Regions from separate parts of the Homo sapiens genome. Here region 2 is linked to region 1. A link is an interaction called in ENCODE POLR2A ChIA-PET data of the cell type or tissue named here. Cell type or tissue: OCI-LY7. All regions are shown on one strand. Links, peaks and the distances in the headings refer to the core of each region. The heading gives the core; the rest is flanking DNA.

The links. Peaks named below come from ENCODE experiments on the same cell type or tissue, not always from the same donor. Only the 100,000 strongest peaks of a DNase experiment are listed, where the experiment ranks them.
Region 2: POLR2A ChIA-PET joins it to region 1 with 6 read pairs; 2 of 35 experiments call an interaction of 5 or more read pairs at or near these places.

The regions. Positions count from the first base shown.
Region 1 is chr2:179,139,710-179,150,046 of GRCh38, forward strand. It overlaps SESTD1 (SEC14 and spectrin domain containing 1), which reads right to left. Exons shown (of 18, transcript NM_178123.5): 7 at 9,588-9,685; 8 at 6,693-6,748; 9 at 3,883-4,094. Among named protein-coding and RNA genes, the nearest start is that of CCDC141, 95 kb to the left of the region's middle. RefSeq lists an enhancer at 1,531-1,700. In OCI-LY7, for the core only: no CTCF peak of the experiment used is centred there; no DNase peak of the experiment used is centred there.
Region 2 is chr2:179,027,502-179,037,838 of GRCh38, forward strand. The region is part of intron 2 of CCDC141 (coiled-coil domain containing 141); the gene reads right to left. Among named protein-coding and RNA genes, the nearest start is that of CCDC141, 17 kb to the right of the region's middle. RefSeq lists enhancers at 4,540-4,619, 4,800-4,879. In OCI-LY7, for the core only: no CTCF peak of the experiment used is centred there; a DNase peak (open chromatin) is centred at 4,410; H3K4me3 peaks cover 1,798 bases; H3K27ac peaks cover 1,569 bases.

The DNA.
Region 1 (10,337 bases), core at 3,159-7,158:
CACAAGACACCGACTCACCAATGATGCAGTTTCCACATCCTGCTGACTTCATCTCCCTTGCCTCAACCAATCAACAACCCCAATTTTCCAGCCCCTTACCCTACATGATCCCCTTAAAAACTCCAGCTCAGAACTCCTCGAAGAGATGGATTTGAGGGTCTCCTCCCATTTCCTTGCTCGGTGCCCTGCAATAATTAACTTTGCTGTATTCCTGCTGTCTGTGTAACTGGTCTGTTACTGGCCAGAGGAACCTCATGGTCCTATGGTAATCCTAGCCATCCTTCCTGCGACACAGAAGGAGCTCTCGCTCTTACATTCTAAAGCGAATCCCTTCTATTGTGCTTTGATTCCGTTTACGTCCACCTTGTTGGGAACTCGATAGTATTAATTATTCCTTCTCTCTTGTGTATTCAACCTCTCCCCCTCAACACTTTCAAGCAATCTTTAAAGTTTTTCATATCATGAAAAGAAAGAACAACTATCCTTACCCCTCCTATAGGCTGAACTGTGTCCCTCCCCTCAAAAATACATCTGTTGAAGTACTGACCCACAGTACCTCAGATTCTAACAATATTTATTAGGAGACAGTCTTTAAAGAGGTAATTAACCTAAAATAAGGTCTTTAGGGTGGGCCCAATCTAAATATATGACTGGTATCCTTATAAGGAGAGGAAATCTGGACACAGACACATACAGAGAGAAGACAATGTGAAGACAGGCAGAAGATGGCCATCGTCAAGTCAAGGAGAGAGGCTGGAACAGAGCATTCCCTCACGGCCCTCAAAGGAACCAATCCTGCTGACATCCTGATCTCAGAACTGCAAGAAAATAAATTTCTGTTGTTAAATCACTTAGTCTGTTTGCTACGGCAGCCCTCGCAAAGCAATACAACCCCTCTTCCACCACTTATAGCCATTACTCTATTTCTCATCTTTCCTTCAGAGACAGTTATCAACGACTTGTCTATACTCATTGCTTCCTTCACCACACCTCCCTTTCATTCCTGAATTCACTCCACTGTTGCTCTTGGCCTTGCCACTCCATGCCCTGTGGTCACCAGTGACCTCAATCTTGTGCTTTCTAACAGACATTTTAAGTCCTTTTACTCAACCTTACAACAGCGTTTGACAGGGTTATAACTCCTTCCCTGAAATGCTTTCTTCCCTTGGTTTCCATGACAAAGAACTCTTCACACTTTCTCATCTCTGGCCAGTCCTTCACTGCCTTCTTTTCAGGTGTATGCTCCTCTACCTTGCCATGAAATGTCAGAGTTTCTCAAAGTTCAGTTTAAAGCACTCTTCTTACCTCTCTCAACTTTCTCTTCGGACAATTTTCAATCACATCAATGCTTTTAATTACCATTCACGCACAGATGACAAACAAATATACCCCAGCCCAGACTTCGAAGTCTGGACCTGTTGTGGACTACCCTTCTACATATTCTCTTAGAAGTCACAGTCACCTCAAACTTAACAAGTCTGAAACCAAACTCATGATTCTCCACACTATTTTGCATCCACAGTAATATCCAAATCTTGCCCAATGTTCCCTAGGTGGGCAACACCATTATCTTGCAAACTAGGACACCAAGTCTTACAAGTCAGAAATATGATTCGTCTCTAATATCTTCTTACTCATCCTAATCCTACTCCCATCACTCTCCTTGTTGGCACCTGGCATAGCTGCAATTTCACAGCTGTTTGTGTCATCATGTAATTATCTCCCATGAAGCAAGAACCCTATTTTTACTCATCATGACATTGCTGAGCCTAGGACAATGTCATACTATTGTAGACATTTTTTTTTTTTTGAATGGATGAACTAATAGATGTTATTAATAGAAGACTCATTATGTGCCAGACACTAAATATTTTATAAAAATTACCTTCTTTAATTCTTGTAACAGTCCTATTAAGTAGGTATTATTGTTGTTGCGGTTACTGTTGTTATCCTTTGCTTACTGAAGAGGAGACTATGACATAAGGACCTTCCTTTTCCCCAAGGTCAAGCAGCTTGGAAGTGGTAGAAGAGGGTAGATTCAGATTATTTGGGTTCAGAATATGATTTTTGTACTGCTCTGCTACTCTATCTTAGTGGTTTTCTAAGATAAGCTAATGGGCTAAAACTTACCTGAATTTAAAACAAACCCTTTAACTTATGAATGAAGTCCATGGAAAAAGCCACATACAATTAACGTATGCTCAGAAATCTCCAGTTTATATGTGGTTATCATGGAATAAATTCTAAATCCTTTTGCCTGAAATTCAACATCTTCCATGATCCAACTCCTTCCTTCCTTCCTTTCAAATCTTTTTTTCCCATGACATCTTGATGCTCTAATTTGAGAAGCCACGAACTAGATCAATTGTGCAGGCCAATTCTGGCCCACCACCTGTTTTTGTATAATAAATAAAAGTTTATTGGAGAATGGCCACACATATTGGTTTATACAATGTCTATATCTGCTCTTGTACTATAATGGAAGAGTTAAGCAGCCACAGCTGCAAGAAAGACCGTATGGTCCACAAAGTCTAAATGTCTGGAATTTTACAGAAGTTTGCCAGCAACTACACTAGACCTCTAGAGTAGAGTCTAGTTCAAAAGAAATACATATAATAACTACCACTGATTGAGAGCTGGGTTCTTTCCAAACACTAGCCTTTCAAAAGGGGTATTATTATTCCTGTTTCAATTAAGCAAAGAAGGCAGAGAGGGAAAGAAAGAGAGGAAAAGAGGAAAGAAAGAAGACAGTTCAAGCGAGGCTCAGGGGTGAAGTATCGTGAATGGTCACACAGCTAAGTGAAGAAACTGGGATTGGGATCATGCTCTATGACTCAAAAAGGCCATCCACTTCCCACTGTGCCTACTGCTTCCTTTTTCCTCAACAGAACTTGGGATTCTACGCTGCTATGATTTACCATGCTACTCTTCATCCTCCACAAAATGCCAGTTCTTTCAAAACCTATCACTGCCTGGTGAAATCAGATACATTCTGGGAGGACAATCTCAAATGCTACTTCCCCCACTAAGTCTTCCCAGATTACCTGAAGCTAGAGAAATAATCCATCCTATAATTGCCCATAACCTCTCAGTCATGTCCTTGTGACCCTTAACACTTTCTCTCCCTAAACTTATTGATAGTAAAAACCAAGTCTACCTTTATATCCTGTAAAAAACCTAGCACAATGCCTTCCACAGAGGAATCACTTAATAAATGTTTATCTAATGAGTAAATGAACCTAGATTTAAAAACTAGGACGTTTCCAGTTTGCATTTTTAAATAAAATATTCGAAGATTTATTTTCTTAATTATTCAACATAAAAATCCAGAGTGTAATCTAAATAACAGAAATGTCTCCCTTTAGTATTTTAGCCTACTTTTCTTATAAAAATAAAGTTTAAAAGAAATTAAAATTCCTAATAACTAAATACATTTAATATTTTCTATCAATATTATAAAAAATTTGATATTAGAATCATTTGCATTACATGTGTTATTTTGTTAGGATAGAAATACTCTTTGTAATACCTAAATTAACCAAAAAACTAAGTTATTAGAAATTAAGAATAAATCAAGTATCAATAATGAAATGTTATTTATTGCAAGAATACACTGAGACCACTGATGACGTTTCCAAGAACCAGTTATTTTTGAAGTTCATTGTTACACTAAGCTGAATGCTCAATGTCATCACTGTGAAAATAACATAACTTTTAATTCAAATACTATTTGTAAAACAATACATAATTTAAAAGTTTTAGAATCCAGTTTGATGTGTTCTAAGGTTTTCTATATAGTGTATATAAGACTTAATAGTCAGTCACATAGTAGAAATTATAAGGAATTAAAAAGAGTTAAATATATTCAAATCAGACACCTACCTGCATTACCTTCTGTTGAATCTCTTCTAACTGTGTGCGCTTGCTACGTTGCCTACAAACTTCCTGGTAGCGGGTATATTGCTCTCGGAGTGAATCTAATAATTTCATAACCTGTGGCTGTGCAAGAAGTTCATCATCCATAGGAGACCATGAAACCCCTCCGTCTGAGCCATTAAATCGACGCTGCTGTAATTCGGACAACAATTCATGCCCTTTACAAATAAAAGATACTTGAAATTAATATCTGTAAAGAAATGTAATTCTCACTTCTCAATATTCCCAATTCTAGTCCCTTGTTTTTAAAACCTATCTACCTACATATCTACCAGGTTATAAATGGAATTTAAAAATGTATGTATCACAATAAGTAGGAAAACTGTACATATTAATATATATATGTGTGTATGTGTGTGTACATATATATTATGTAAACTAGATAGTATATTAAAATGCTATATCATATATCATAAATATACGCACCTTAGAAATACTATACTACATATTAAATATGGCATACATACGGTTTATATTTTTTTTTATCAATCACATTTTTGTTATTGGTGAATTCATTACTCAGGATACTGTGCCAAACAATCCTATTTCCCTGTAGAGCAAAATTATACTGTGGGATTTCTGTCTGATGGTACTAATCCAAGTAATATGTTGTAGGATTTCAGTATTAATCCATATTCTCAATCACAGCATTTAAAAAAAAGGTGACAGTATAATAAATGAATGATTAAAGGGAGAAAAGTTTTTATTACAAGTACAAAATAATATTTATATAATCTCTATTTATAAGAATCTTCACAATATATTAACTGTGAATAATAACGGGCCATACTAGTGTTAGAACTGCAATGAATGTGACTCAATTACAGCAAACTCATGTAGAAAATCCACTCATACATGAGAAACTACAATTGTAGAATGTGCAACAACTAAAGCTGTAGATATTAAATAATTTTAAAAGTAAATAAGGTAAAAATTGTTTTTGTGACTAATATTCAGGCATCAAAACAATACACATATTTAAATTCTCTTCCTTATTTAGAATAATATCTTAAATTTAAATGGCTTTCAATATATAGCAACTGAACTTTTATTATGGTTTGGAGGTATTTCTAATTTCTAAAAGTACCCATGATTGTTCTAAACCTTTTTGTTTTATACTCTCTTTCAATACTTACTTTAAAAGTTAATAGCATATAAAATAGGACCTAGTAGCATATAAAATTAAATTTACAATAGAAATTGTAAAAGCTTCTTAATTCAATGAATTAAAATAAAAAGCTTTCAAGCTGCTAAACATATATATGGAATTAAGTTTTAAATCTAGAGCAGTATTTTTACTGACAGTCTATTGTACCTGCTAAATATATAATAATTCAGAGATTACAAGTATTTCTTTGTTCTCTAACAAAATAAGCTGTATATCATACTGGAAGAACTTAGGACACCTGAATCAATACAACAAATATATTCAGAATTTACTTCTTTATTATTTATTACATTTTATAATTGGAAAAATAATTGTTTTAAAGGTTTGTGCAAAGTCTTTTTATATATATTCATAAAAGCTATGAATATCAGAATACATTTATTTTTTTCTACTTTGACAATTGTCACCCTTGATTATTTTTCTTGTCGATATCATTTTCATTAGAGAAGCAGCATAGCATAATGATTTCAAAGAGCATGCCTTGAAATCAAACTGCCTAGGTTCAAGTCCCAGCTCCAGCATTTACTAGCTGTGTAACCTATATAAGTTACTTAACGTTTTTATGCTTCAGCTTTCCCATCTTAAAATTGGAATGACAATAGTATCTATTTCACAGGACTGAAATGAGTTAACATATGTAAAGTGCTCAGACAGTATGTGGCACACAGTAGGATTAGAATTATGAGCTATTATTAAAAAAAAGATCAGAAATAAAATTGAGGTATTTCAATTGGAAAAAATTACAATTTGATTCTCTTAGAGTTTGTGAAACTGCTACTAGAGATATTTGGGTTGGAATATACATATCAGGCAGCACTATGTGCTTGCACTATGTGCAAGGCTTTGCAAGGTGATAAGTGTTTTTACATCGATGATTATAAAACAGTAGAGCTTTGGCTTTGGATTTAGCTATGGAGAGAGAGCTTAATAGTTACTTGATCTTCGGCAAGTCATTTTGGCTTCCTGCAGTACAAAATAGATAAAATAATACTAATTATCTCAAAGGCTTGTTAGGAGAATGAAAAATAAAAATACATAAACACAATGTCTGGCACATAAGGAGTGTTCAATAATTCTCATAGCAACCCAGTGAAATAAAAATTTTCATCTTCATTTTATAGATAATAAATTAAATCCAAATTAAGAGAGAGATTATTATTAATTTTTAAAAATATTATAAAGCTGCGGTTCCCCCCACCCCCACCCTGGGCCACAGAGCAGGAGGTGAGCGGCAGGCCAGCAAGCATTACTACCTGAGTTCTGCCACCTGTCAGATCAGTGGCGGCACCAGATTCTCATAGGAGCACAAACTCTATTGTGAACTATGCACGCGAGGGATCCAGGTTGTGTGCTCCTTATAAGAACCTAATGCCTGATGATCTGAGGTGGAACAGTTTTATTCTGAAACCATCCCTCACCCAGTCCACAGAAAAACTGTCTTCCACAAAACCAGTCCCTGGTCCTCAAAAATTTCCCCTTGAGTTCCTTCCACATGTACCACATTCATGCTGAATTCATGTTTATTTAATGAACGAATCAATCCAATTGGTTTACTGGATTATTATCACAAATATTTTTTAAATCTTACCTGTCTGAAGAACTGTTTCAGGATCAACCGATGGAAGAAAGTTTAAATCCACAGACCTGGAAAACACCAAAGGAGTAATTTTCAAAAGGCATATTTCTATCAATGTAACTTTAAAAATTCCTTTACATATAAAAAAACAGAACAGGGGCACAAAAGTATGAAAATCTGAAGCATACCATCCTACCATGCTAACTTCTCTCAAGCATAAGGAAGCCCATTAGGAAAAGTAAATACTAGTAGCCAGAGAAATACCAACGTAATAAATCATAAAATAACTACTTGGAAAAATATAGTTTACTGTTTTTAGTCATAATATTATTTCAAATATATCAAAGAAGTCCATTTAGTATTTATCCAATGAGTATTTGTTTCAAAATGAAGTTTGTCATATAGTAACCCAGAAATGTAACATTAAAAAATGCATGCAGCCATCCTCCAGACAAAACTTTATTTACCTACAGCAATCTTTGATAGCTGTGAATATTCTGTCTTATATTCCAGGGGTGTGTGTGTGTGTGTGTGTGTGTGTGTGTGTGTGTGTCCTAGCAGTTGTACTCTCTTCCCTAATCATACTTCTTGTGCAGCTGGACATCTGCCTTTATTTTCCTAAACACATACAGGAAAGAAAAGATGAAGGAAAGAAAGGGGACAATGACCTTGCTGCTCTAACTGACTGGTCTCATGCTAAATTTTTCACTTTTTGTCAATGGATCTAGGCCCTCAGATGCTTCCTGAGGATTGACATAAAGAAGGTTGAAAAAAAAAACAGACAGCTGATAAAAATTTGCAAGAGGAGGGACTCTATTATCTGGGATCTGGGGTTTAAAGGAAACTAAGCAATAACACGTCAGTTCCTTGAGGAGGAACTGGCAAATATAAGATTTTGATATTTCATGTAGTCATGGAAACCAGGACTTCCCAAAGTGTTTCCCAAAACACTGAACAAGATATGTTTGTTTTTTTGTTTTTTTTTTTTTTGAGACGGAGTCTCGCTCTGTCACCCAGGCTAGAGTGCAGTGGCGTGATCTCGACTCACTACAACCTCCGCCTCCCAGGCTCAAGGGATTCTCCTGCCTCAGCCCCCTGAGTAGCTGGGACTACAGGTGCGTGCCACCACGCCTGGCTAATGTTTGTATTTTTAGTAGAGATGGGGTTTCACCATGTTGGCCAGGATGGTCTTGATCTCCTGACCTTGTGATCCACCCGCCTTGTCCTCCTAAAGTGCTGGGATTACAGGCATGAGCCACCGCGCCCAGCCTGAACAAGATATGTTTTAAGGAAGCAATTAAATAGGTTTCTTTGCTGCACTGCTTCTTCAGAACCTTTAATCTGCAATATTCACAGTCATTCTCAAAGAGGGAAATACAGTCAACAGCATCAAACTCTTTGATCATGGACTCATTTTCTATAGTCACCAACATGGGATGTCTTTCCCAAGGAATATAACTAAGAAACATCAAACTTACTCGGATGGACTATTCAGAAAACAAGTCCAGCTAATTTTCATCAAGTAACTCATGATATTTTCACTTCCTAAACCACAGCATATATGTGTGTGATATCTACAGACACACAATCACATATTTATATACATATACAAAATTTCATAATTTTACATTTTTATACGGCATCTGTAGGATGGAAACATTCCTAACTGCTTGTGACTTTAATCAGATTTACATTCAAACCGTTTGTTTTCACAGTTTGACTTTGTTTTAATCAAGATTTTGTGTTAAAACTATGATCTTACACTTGAAAACTTGATATGTGACTATATTTGGATTCAAGGAATAACAACAAGCATTTTATTAAGGTTCCACTGTATCTTCAAGGTCAGATTCAAAGGAGACAGATCGGATGACAGGGAACACCAGGATTCTTTCACATTTCCTAATGAAAAATTACTGTTTTAGTGACCAGTAATAATCAAGTGGCCTGAATAGTTAATTTGCTTGCTAAAGTGCTTTTTATCTGAGGAGGAGGACTTGCTCTACCAACAGAAAAGTGAAAGCTGACAAGGTTGTAAAGTTCAAGGGAAATCTGTTAACATGATAAATCTAGGTAGTTACATTCAGATAATACCACTCAACTATTACTTCATTGCATATCATAAAACACTAAATTCCCCAATTTGAATTCATGAATATCACATATTTTACAAGAGCAGAAAAAGTTCTATAAGCTAGACATTTAAGTGCTAATGTATTCAAATAAGGTTATAATAATTGTATTTCAAACTGCAACTTTTTTCATATTCTTAACCAGGAAAGAAGATAACTCTAAAAAGGTAGAAAAGTGTTTCTTTTGAAAACACGTTCTTGAAACATTTTACATAGTGTCAGAAAAAAGTAAATACATTACTATTAATTTAAAAATGGGCCGGGTGCGGTGGCTCACGTCTGTAATCCCAGCACTTTGGGAGGCCGAGACGGGCAGATCACGAGGTCAGGAGATCGAGACCATTCTGGGTAACATGGTGAAACGCCGTCTTTATTAAAAATACAAAAAATTAGCCGGGCGAGGTGGCGGGCGCCTGTAGTCCCAGCTACTGGAGATGCTGAGGCAGGAGAATGGCGGGAACCCAGGAGGCGGAGCTTGCAGTAAGCCGAGATAGCGCCACTGCACTCCAGCCTGGGTGACAGAGCAAGACTCCGTCTCAAAAAAAAAAAAAAAAAAAAAAAAAAAAAAAAGGCTTTTGTGAAGAAACTCTGATTCAAACCAATACATTTTACATGTAAAGCAAATTCAAATTCTCACGAATATTGTACGTCAATTTTGATTGAATGAAGACTTTGTTTACTGTAGTTCTTTTAGCTTGCATTAACAATAGAGATATCTTTTATCAGAATAATTATAGTTTTGCAAGGATATAATTGCATGCCACTAGCCACCTACCTTTCTTTCTCTTGCTGATTTCCTTTATCACTTCCATTGTTAATCAAAGCAAGTTCATCTAATAATGATGTAGATTCCTTTGTAAACTTCTCAAAAACCTACAATATGAGTTTTATTAACATACTAAGAACAGTCTTAAAAATTAATATGTAATAAGGATTGTCAGTTAAGAGTAATAGAATTGGCCAGCTAGGATATGTTTTCCTTCCCCAGCAGTTCGTGCAATTCTACCACCAGAGCACAACAATGTACCCAAGAGAAGACAAAACTGTTTCCTAAAGCAATGAATAGTTTCATGGATAAATAATTTTTAAAATTTAAATACATCAATAAATTATCTTCATTCTCCATTCAGATACGTGTTTCTTTGAGAAACATTTGCATCGATAACAGTTCTAACTACATACATGTAATTTAGAACACGCTAAGTCTCTAATAACAGTTACAGAACACTTCTTTATGTTATTCTATCACCAACACATGTTGGTTTCACATAATAGTTGTTATATACATGCATGTAGCATTTAAAATTAGTTATAATTTTAATGATTTCTTCAAATATTTCTGAAAAGGAATTTGGGCAAGTCTGTTTAAGTAATGAAGTAGACAATCACTTGACTAACACCACTTTTTAAATATGGTGGAAATAGGCTGGGTGCAGTAGCTCATGCCTGTAATCCCAGCATTTTGGGAGGCCGAGGCAGAGGGGTTGCTTGAGCCCAGGAGTTCATGACTGGCCTGGGCAACATG
Region 2 (10,337 bases), core at 2,137-6,136, 110 kb before region 1:
GGGCATGGTGGCGGGTGCCTGTAGTCCCAGCTACTTGGGAGGCTGAGGCAGGAGAATGGCATGAACCCGGGAGGTGGAGGTCGCAGTGAGCCAAGATCGTGCCATTGCACTCCAGCCTGGGCAACAGAGTGAGACTCTTACTCTCAAAAAAAAAAAAAAAAAAAAAAAAAAAAAAAAAAAGTTTCCCTGCACAAGCTCTCTCTCTGTCTGCTGCCATCCATGTAAGATGTGACTTGTTCCTCCTTGCCTTCCACCATGATTGTGAGGCCTCCCCAACCATGTGGAACAGTAAGTCCATTAAACCTCTTTCTTTTGTAAACTGCCCAGTCTTGGTATGTCTTTATCAACAGCGTGAAAACTAGCTAATACACCCTCATCCCATTGTTCACCCAAAATTAGCCCTGGTGTTTGTTGTTCCCTTCTTTGCATCCATGTGTACTCAATGTTTAGCTCCCACTTATAGGTGAGAACATGCAAGATAAGATTGTTCATTTTCACCTCCTTTCCTCTCATGGTTTCCTGAACTGCCTAGAAACAGTCATCAGACTGAGAATACTGGATCAAGAAGTCACCATCCCAGACTTCCCACCCAGGATACCATGAGATCAATTCCACTATGAGCACTGGGCATTACAAGGCTGGTAACTCCACCTTGCCTTACATTCCTCCTGTTTTTGTTCACCTAAGAACTGGTCATCTGTCTGCTTTATAATCTTCCTATCACTGCTTCCCTTCCTTCCAAACTTCACAACTGTATCTCATGGAAATTCAGATTCATAGCAAATGAACTCTTCACTAACACTCACACTATACTTTATAAGTGCAGTCTGCTCATTTCCTGAACCCTCATCTCTCCCATACTAACAAAAGCTTCGCAGTCAGCATCTTCCATTTGCTTCAGTGGAACAACAGTTTACCCTTACTACTGCAGATTTTTCTCTTTACATTTGTTCATTAAACAATTGCAACTTTGGATCCAGCACCACTGCTCCCCTGAAACTATTTTAGCAAATTATGTCAGTGACCTCCAATCTGCCAATATAAAGGACATTCTGATTCAAAATGGTACCCTTTGGCAATCATGTAATAATACCAGTGGGATATCTGTTTTTCTTATCCTATAGGATTTAAGGTTTGGGATTATCTTCAACTTTTCCCTCACTATCTATGTAAAATTATTGATTCTAAAATATATTCTTTATAATTCATTACTTTATCAAAATATATTATAGAAATATACTATGTTGCTATAACAAAACCTTTAAAATTTTATCCTGTTCACTCTCACTCAAAACCCCAGTCTAAATTCCAACGTCTATTAATAGTCTCCAAATACTTATTTTAACTCCCCAAATTTCCCATTCAAGTCCATCCCACATATAGTTATAAAGGCAACCTTCGTAAAACTCTATTTTGTTAAATCTACCCCCGCTTTAAAAACCCACTCTTGGCCACAATCAAATCTAACTGTGTAGCCCGGTGGGTACTGCCATTCAGCCCCAGCCCCTATTCTCCATAACAATGTAGCCTCATCTCATATTTGCTGACAGAGATCTTCATGTGCCCCATGTGTATTTTGCTTATATTTGTCTCAGCCAAATATCTCAGGATATTTGCTAATCCTGTACTCTAATCTGGAATGCCAGTCTGATTCCTAATCTTTACCCATCACTTCTTTTGAGATCCAAATAAATACTTCCCTCTCTTGGGCTGATGACTATGAGCCATCTGTCAGCATTTTGTATATAGTCTTCCATATATTATCTTGCCATGATTGTATTTTAAATATTAATAATACCTCTTTAAATAAGTTAGAGTAGCAATGACTAATAGTATTGTAGGCCATTGTGGGACTTGGGCATAGCCACTTCTGAATTTGTTTAATCATCTGTGAAATGAAAATATTTCCTATCTCACAAGGTTAATTTAAAGATTAAATATCTAATGCATCTAATACAATGACTGGCATATAGTAGATGATTCATAGATAGTAACCATTATTGCTTCTATAAGTTTTTCAAGGGGGTAAAAACTTTATTTTGCAATATTTCATATCCACAATCCTTTGTGTACCAACTCTGAGCTGGATACACAGAGGGTGTCCCATAGTTACATATTGGATCCATAAGTTAATCATGAACATTCTAGGAATTACAACAAAATCCTATTTGCAAGCTTAGCTGGGATTTTTGGTTAGAAGTATAAACATGATTTATTAAAAGGAATCACTTACAATAACTAATAAATGGGTTATGATGGAAATTTCAGGGTTGAAAATGTTGTTTGATATCCCTGTGCTTAACTAACCCTTTTTGCAGGCCAGTTCTAAGTCTCAGGTGATATAGAAAGTTTTCTGTTCTTGGAAGAAAAAGAAAATCCACAATTTATAATTTTTTGTCTTTCTAATCTTGATTAATTATCCAATACTTTTTCCAGGTGTCTTGCTTAGTCCTGGAGAACAGGCTTTACCAGAGATTTAAATCTTTATCCCATTTGTATATGTAATATCCAGAGCATGATTCTCTCTTCTCTAAGCACAATACATTAAATGGCTATAAACACTGATAGAACACTGAAGTTATTAGAGATCATATTCTTAAATAACATATATATCTCCCCCTTTGCTTGTTATTCAGAACTTAGGCTGTCATCTACAACCACAAATGAAAATTAGTCATATGTGAAATATTTATAAATAAATTAATACCAAAAACAATTTTTAAGTTAATTCATTTTCCAAATATGCTAACAGAAAGCAAATTCTTGCTTTGTATTATGCATTCGTCACTCAAGTAACAAAATACACAATCTTTAATGACCCGTTAACCAACATTAAGCAAAACTAACTATGGCATATTAACAAAATCCTTTTAGCTATTTTTAGAATCTGAATTGCATTTGGCCTCCCGTGTTGTTATCATTAAGAAACATAACCATAAAAAATCCACTGAGCAATATTTGAGCAATGGATGAACACTGAACAACAAATTAATTACATATAATATTATTAGTGAAATGTGCATTAATGCTCCCAGAATTTGTAAACAGACAATTCACCATTTAATTACTGTCTTTTACTGCTAGCCTTTCAAACTGGATTAGTATATTTTCATTTCATTGTTGCAAAATGCTTATATAATTCATTCATTTTAAAGAAATTACTTTTCTAAGTAAAATAATTGGAATAGTTACTACATACATATACAAATAAATTTACACACATACCTATTTTTGAAAATATGACATTAGGAAAAATATTCCTACTCATCCTATGACAGTGTCTAATAATACTGCTTTATTAATTGCCTTCAAACATTTGCTACTAGAAATAATTTGGCCTGGTTTTCTTTCTTTTCTTATCCTTGAAATAAATCTCATCTCACAATTTTCGTTTTCAGGCTCTGTATGCATTAGTTTGGTAAGCAGGCTTTTCCTGGGCTAAAAAAATGAACTATTTTCATTCCCAAAAGATTTAGTCTTCTTTATTCTCTAAATCTGCATTACCCAATATAGAGGGCCACTAGCCACCTGAAAAATGACTTGTTCAAATTCTGATGTGCTATGAGTATAAAGTGTATACAGGACTTTGAAGTTTTAATATAAAAAAGACTAAACTATCTCAATTTATAAAGATTAGATGCTAAGAGATAATATTTATATATATTGGGATAAATTAAACATATTATTAAATTATTTTCACTTGTTTTTTTTTTTCTTCTTGAGTAGTTTTCGTAGCTTATGATTTTTAAGGGTTTGGTTTCTTTCATCTAAGTGTTGAATATGTGCACAGAGTTGTTCATAGTATTCCTTTATTATGCTTTTAATATCTGTGGGGTTTATAGTGATACCCATCTTTTACGCCTAATATTAATAATTTTTGCCCTCTTTCTTTCCTTTCTCAGTCTGGCTGAGAAAGCATTTCAAAAAACCAGCTTTTGTTCTTACTGATTTTCCCTGTTGGTTTACTATTTTCAATTTCATTGATTTCTGCTTTTATCTTCATTTTTTCCATCATTCTGCTTGCTCTGGCTTTAATTTACTCTTATTTTTCTAGTTCCTTAAGGGAAAAGCTTAGATCATCAATTTGAGACATTTATTCTTTTGTAATGTAAACATTTAATGCTCCAGAATTCATATATGGAGTACCAAAAAATTTAAATTACATATGCAGCTGACATTTGTGGCTTGTCTTATGCATTTCTATTTATTGCTGCTCCAAGAAGTATGACACACTAGCAAAGTGTTTTCTTTTCAACATGTTAATAAAAGTTTAATAGCCTATGGTATCACTGAACCTAAGAATCTCAGGCACTCAAAGCAGTCAGCAATAGCCTTGGGTGGTTTGGGTTTCTCCAGTTTCAACTACGGAAATACTTAGGATGGGTTTTGAGTTGGCTGTTAAAGTGCAAAACATGTCTTATGAAACTGAATTTGAGAGCTTGTGGTTCTTCAGAGTTTCCTGTCTACTGACAGAGTAGTTAAACTTACTTTTAAAAAAAATCACAGAACCATCTATACAATATGAGTTATAGAGCTGAAAGGTGAGACTGCTCTCTCACCTTCTCTGTCTTCCCACTTTACTGGCTTGACTCAGTGCCTGAAATTTGTACCCTGGAAACCCCCCTTACTGGTTCTCTGGCATTAAAGCAGGGGCTTTAGGTTCCTCACTCTGCTGTGCACATCCTCTCATGGCACCTGTAGGACCAAGCAGCAGAAAGGATGGGGAGAGAAAAAAAGCAATGTGAATTCATTCCAAGCTCTGGGACCATTGATCTTCTGGCCAGTTTTCCCCTCTCTTGGAGGTTTAGGCATCTGCCTGGTTGCTTCCACTTTCACTATCACGACTGCCATTTGGGGATGGGGGTGGTGGTGGCTTGGACTGAGGCAGAGACAATAGAAACACAAAAAGCAAAAAACAAAAGCAAGGGATTTTCCCTCTCCCTCTCTGACCCTTGGATCCTTTTTCCTCTGCTCACAACTAAAAGAGAGGGCTTTTCTGGAACTTTTTCTGTCCACATCTGGTACGTATATCAGGGTGTCAGTTTGTCTTTGAATTCAACCGGGAAATACCAGAGCAAGGACATATGAAAACACTGCTGGTTTGGTGGTATTTGGATTTCTAATCCTTTCCCCTAATCTATCTGCCGGCATTAACTCTTCATCATCCTTGTCATACATGTATTCCACCTGGGTTTATAGTTGCAGTTAGTGGAGACAGGGTGGAGGATGATCATTTCATCTTTCCTGGTACTAGAACCAGTAAAAAAGACAAAAATTCTAATTTCGCTCAAGGACCTAAGTTTCAAATATATGGTAGCAAGGAGATGGAGGACACAGAAAATTTGGAGAACAGGGCTAATCATAGAGTCAGAAGTTTGCTTTATTCTCCAGAAGAGTAATAGCTAGATGAACTTGTCATGAGAATGACATAGCCATGCCACTTGAAATCTCTAGTGTTTTACACATTTATACATTATTATATATCTCAGAATATTATATATATATATAATATATAATATTATATATATTATAAAGTCTATAGTTTAGAAAAGATGCATTCTGGCTAAGGCTAATCAGGCAGAAGTCATAGTGGACTTAAAACACACAGACAAACCAAAACAAAAGAAAAGAAAATGCTCTCATTCTAGGCTAAGTCCAATACATATGGACAGTTGGTTCTTCACATCCACATCCACAGATTTGATAAACCATGTATAAAAATATTCAGAAAGAAATAACATAACAAAAATTAATACAAATATGAAACCAATGTGCTATGATATTTGCATAATGTTTACATTATTTTATATATTGTAAGTCATCTATAGATGATTTAAAGTATAAAGGGGGATGTGCATAGCTTATATTGCAAATACTATGCCATTTTATAAAAGGGACTTGAGCATCAGTGAATTTTGATATCTTCAGAGATCCTGGAACCAATCCCACACAGGTACTGAGAGACAATTTTATGTCTTTTCTAGAGTAGAAAGATCTGTTACCTTCTGGACAGAATACAAAAGTATATTTTTATCCTAATATTTAATCTTACTCAGACATATTGAAGACTGGGAGTAGGGGATGGATGGATTCTGTGTCCACTTTATCTCTGTCATTTTCATTTATATTGAACTGTCAGAGTTTTGTCCTGTCTGTCTAAATCTCAGACCTAGAACCTTTTTGTCATACTAATAAGAACTATGGGTTCTATTTTCCATGAAAAAATTTTGTTTGTAGGTTTATATTTTAAAGGACTACCTTCTAAATAGAAAATTAATAGCTGGAGACTACAGGCCTATGATTTCAAAAATGCTAGCTATGATCCTGGCCTTTCAAATAGAAATGTTTTTAGTGACAAATAACATAAAGCCCAACCAACACTGGCTTAAACTTCTGAATTTATCTATGTCACAAGTAAGAAGCCTGGGGCTCAGCATAATATTTCACAGTATGAAAAAAGCATAAATTACTAATTTAAAACTTTATTTCTCCTGTTATTATATATTGTTTTGTTTCTAGTTAAGTTGTTCTACTAAAAACACATATGTTCATTGCGGCACTATTCACAATAGCAAAGACATGGAATCAACCTAAATGCCCATCAGTGGTACACTGAATAAAGAAAATGTGGTATATAAACACCATGGAATACTATGCAGCAATAAAAAAGAATGAGATAATGTCCTTTGCAGTGACATAGATGGAGCTGGAGGCCATTATCCTTAGCAAACTAAAGGAGGAACAGAAAACCAAATTTTGCGTGTTCTCACTTGTAAGTGGGAGCTACATGATGACAGATGGAAATGGACACATGGAGGGGAACAACAGACATTGGGTCCTAATGGAGGGTAGAGGGTGGGAGGAATGAGAGGATCAGGAAAAACAACTAGTAGGGTGCTAGGCTGAATACTTGGATGATGAAATAATCTGTACAACAAACCTCCATAACACAAGCTTCCCTAAAGAGCAAACCTGCACGTGTACCTCTGAACTTAAGTTTTAAAAAATGTGAAAACATGGTCAATATGAGAGCAAAAGCATCTTTATATCAATATCTCTATGAGTGCTTTCATTTCCAAGGATAGTTTCCTGGAGGTGAAGCTAGTAGATCACAGAATGCATGCATTTTACATTTGAATGCTTTCCGGTTTCCAAAAGGTTGTGTCAGTCCAAAGTCTCAACCAGTCTTTCCTCGCATTCTTACCATCATTGGATGTTATTGATATTTTGAATTCATAATGGTATATTAGGCAAATAATGGTGTATCTTTTTAATGATTGTTTCATTTCTCAGGTAATTCTGATGTTGATCTTCTTAAATGTTTACTGGAAATGTATTTCTCTTTTGTAAATAGTCCATTTTTATTGATTTTATTTGTATTTCTTATCAATATGAAGGATTATAACCATTTGATTTCCACGTAAATTGCAAATATTTTTCTCCCTATCTATTGTTTGTCCATTAAATTAGTCTATGGGTTCTGGAAAACTCATATTCATCTCCAGGACAGTTCAAATATCAGTTTTTCTGTCAAGGTTTTCCTGGAAGAACTAAATACCCTATTTTCCACAATATACCCATAATAGTTTGTGTAGATCTCTGTGTGCTGAATTATAACTACAACATTTTTCTGTCTATCAAGAAACTATATCAGAATGCAGGTCAAACAGTCTAACATTATGATAGTCATATCTTTGAATCTGTCCTCATTCATTCTTCATAAAGAAAACCTCTCATAAATTCAGAATTTTCTTTTTATTTATCATTAGGATTATCACCCCATCTTTCACGTTAGAGAAACTCAGTTCCACTTATCCACTGTCTTCCCATAAAAACTCTTGTTTTCTTCTGCCTGTGCCTTTTCATTTATAAGCACTGCCTTCAAAGTCCCTATAGGGTGCTCCTTCTGTATTTGCACTCTGTTCCAGTTGTGGCTGTGTAACACACCACCCCAAATTCTAGTAGCCTGGAATAGCAACCATTTACTTTGTTCATGATTCTCAATTTGGGCAGGACTCAGTGGAAAAGGCCTGTCTCTGCCCCATGCAAGTCAGCTGGGAGGCTCAACTGGGACTGGAGAATCTACTTCCAAGGTGGCTCATTCACATGACTGGAAGTTGATTGACTGTTGGATTTCAGCCAAAGCTGTTACCTGGGAGCCTCAGTTCTCCTCAACATGGGCTTCTCTACAGTGCTGTTTGACTTCCTCACAAGGTGGGTGGGTTCCCAGAGTTACAATTCCAAGTTTCAGGAAGTAAAAGCAGCCAGTCTCTTGAGGCTGGGGCCCAGAATATGGCACAGCATCATCATATTACTCTAAACAGTCACAGAGTCTCCAATTTTAAGGGAAGGGACATAGATCCCACTTCTCAGGAGGAGACATTTCAAAGAATTAGTAGCCATCTTTCATCTACCATAATATTCCTGAGTACTGGGTCTTTTCAAAGTTGCCAAAAGAGTTGACAGTATTCACTATAACCAAGCCAGGTTCTGTTCCTTGCAGAAATATGGAGGACACCTCTCTTTTTTGCCCACTCTGTGTCATTTGGTGTTCCAGCAACAAAGGAGTATGGCGTGTGCCTCATCTTTTTCAAAGGCCCATCAGCCTCTGCTAAGAAGTCCAACCTTGATTCCTGGGCCAGGACAGGGCCGAGGTCAGGAGTGTCTTTTCTAAATTTTCTTACTCTTCAGTCTCTGCCTACAAAATTCTCTCCTTCCAGAATTCTTGCCCCTTTGGTAAATCAACTCCCATCAACACTTCATTGGTTATGGTCATACTCTAAACTCCTGCTCAACCTGAACCGGTAACAAATTATGTGTGATATCCGGAATATTATGTGCCCTAACTCCATGTTGAAGAAGCCTATTTTAATGGACACCGTAGACTCTCTTAAATCAACATGTCTCACATCCACTTGTGAAAACTATGTTTTACAGAATCGGCCAAGGCACTTTTCAAATGTAAAGAATGCTATTTAAACTTAAGCCCCTTGGACCACTGCACTGCTCCCTTCTAGTCACTGGAAATGAACCAGGGAAAGAAACACTGTATAAACAAGGAAGTGCCAAGCGAGGCAGGGAAAGTCACCAGGAAGTTGTGCTGCCTCATAGTTGTGAGAACACTATTTTCATTTTTTAGTGGAAAAAGTTCTCCATTTTCAAAACCCTAAAAGAGAAATTAAAGCACTGACTAATTCCCACTAGACCACAATTCTGGCATTGTTCCCATGTTGTTCCAGTCACCTTCTTCAAAATGCTCCATGCAAAATAAGGCCAGAACTTTACATACATAGAAGATGAGAACACCATCCATTTCAAACACAGATCAATACGTGTTTGAATTTGGAAGGTGCCAATTGATCTCACTCCTTTCTCTTCAAGATTCTGAATCAACTGAGAAATAGAAATCAGGGTGAGGGAAGGATAAGAATATATGCTGTTATTACTGGTAAAGCTGGACTGGAGGATGGGGTTGATTTGCATTTCTGCATTTTCTCCCTGTAACCTATCCCATAGAACCTCCCTGTGGAGACAGGTGGATCTGAGGCACAGATACATAACTAGCTGCCCTAGGTGGGACTCTGGCCTGTGTCTGCCAAGTGGGGACATCTGGCCAGGTGAGGAGAAACAGAGAGAGAAGAGAACCTGCAACCCATAGTTCAGTGGATCTGTGGAAAGAGCCCTTGAGGCTTCCCCAGTCTCACCAGTCAGGTGACACAGGCCTCCCTACTTGTGTAGGAAAGAGAAAGTGAGGAGATATAAGTGGAAACATCTTCCCTAACACTTCTGAGAGAGTAAATTCTTGAAGGCGTGGGTCAACAGGAGCACAGGGAAAGAGATAAAGTGGCTCCTGTATAAACTAAGCATTTAGAGAAAAACACTGCTATGACATAGGTAATGTGAAACAGGTTAGTCCTCTTCTAACACTGTCTGAAAGTGTTTCTTCACATTCACAACACACATGCTATGAAATTTCCTCTAATATGTAAGTATAAATAATTCGAGTCACGCAGCTTTGGAATACATTCTTAAAGAATATCATCAAGAAAATGAGAAGCAGCCTACAGAATGGCAGAAGATATTTGTAAATCATGTATCTGATAAGGCATTAATATCTAAAATATAAAAAGAACTTCTACAACTCAACAACAGAAAATCCAAACAACGTGCTTTAAAAGTGGACAAAGGATTTGAATAGATATTTCACCAAAAAAGATATACACTGGCCAATAAGCACATGAAAAGATGCTCAACATCATCCACTTTAGGGAAATACAAATTAAAACCACAATAACATATCACTTCACACCTAATAGGATGGCTATGACTTTTTAAAA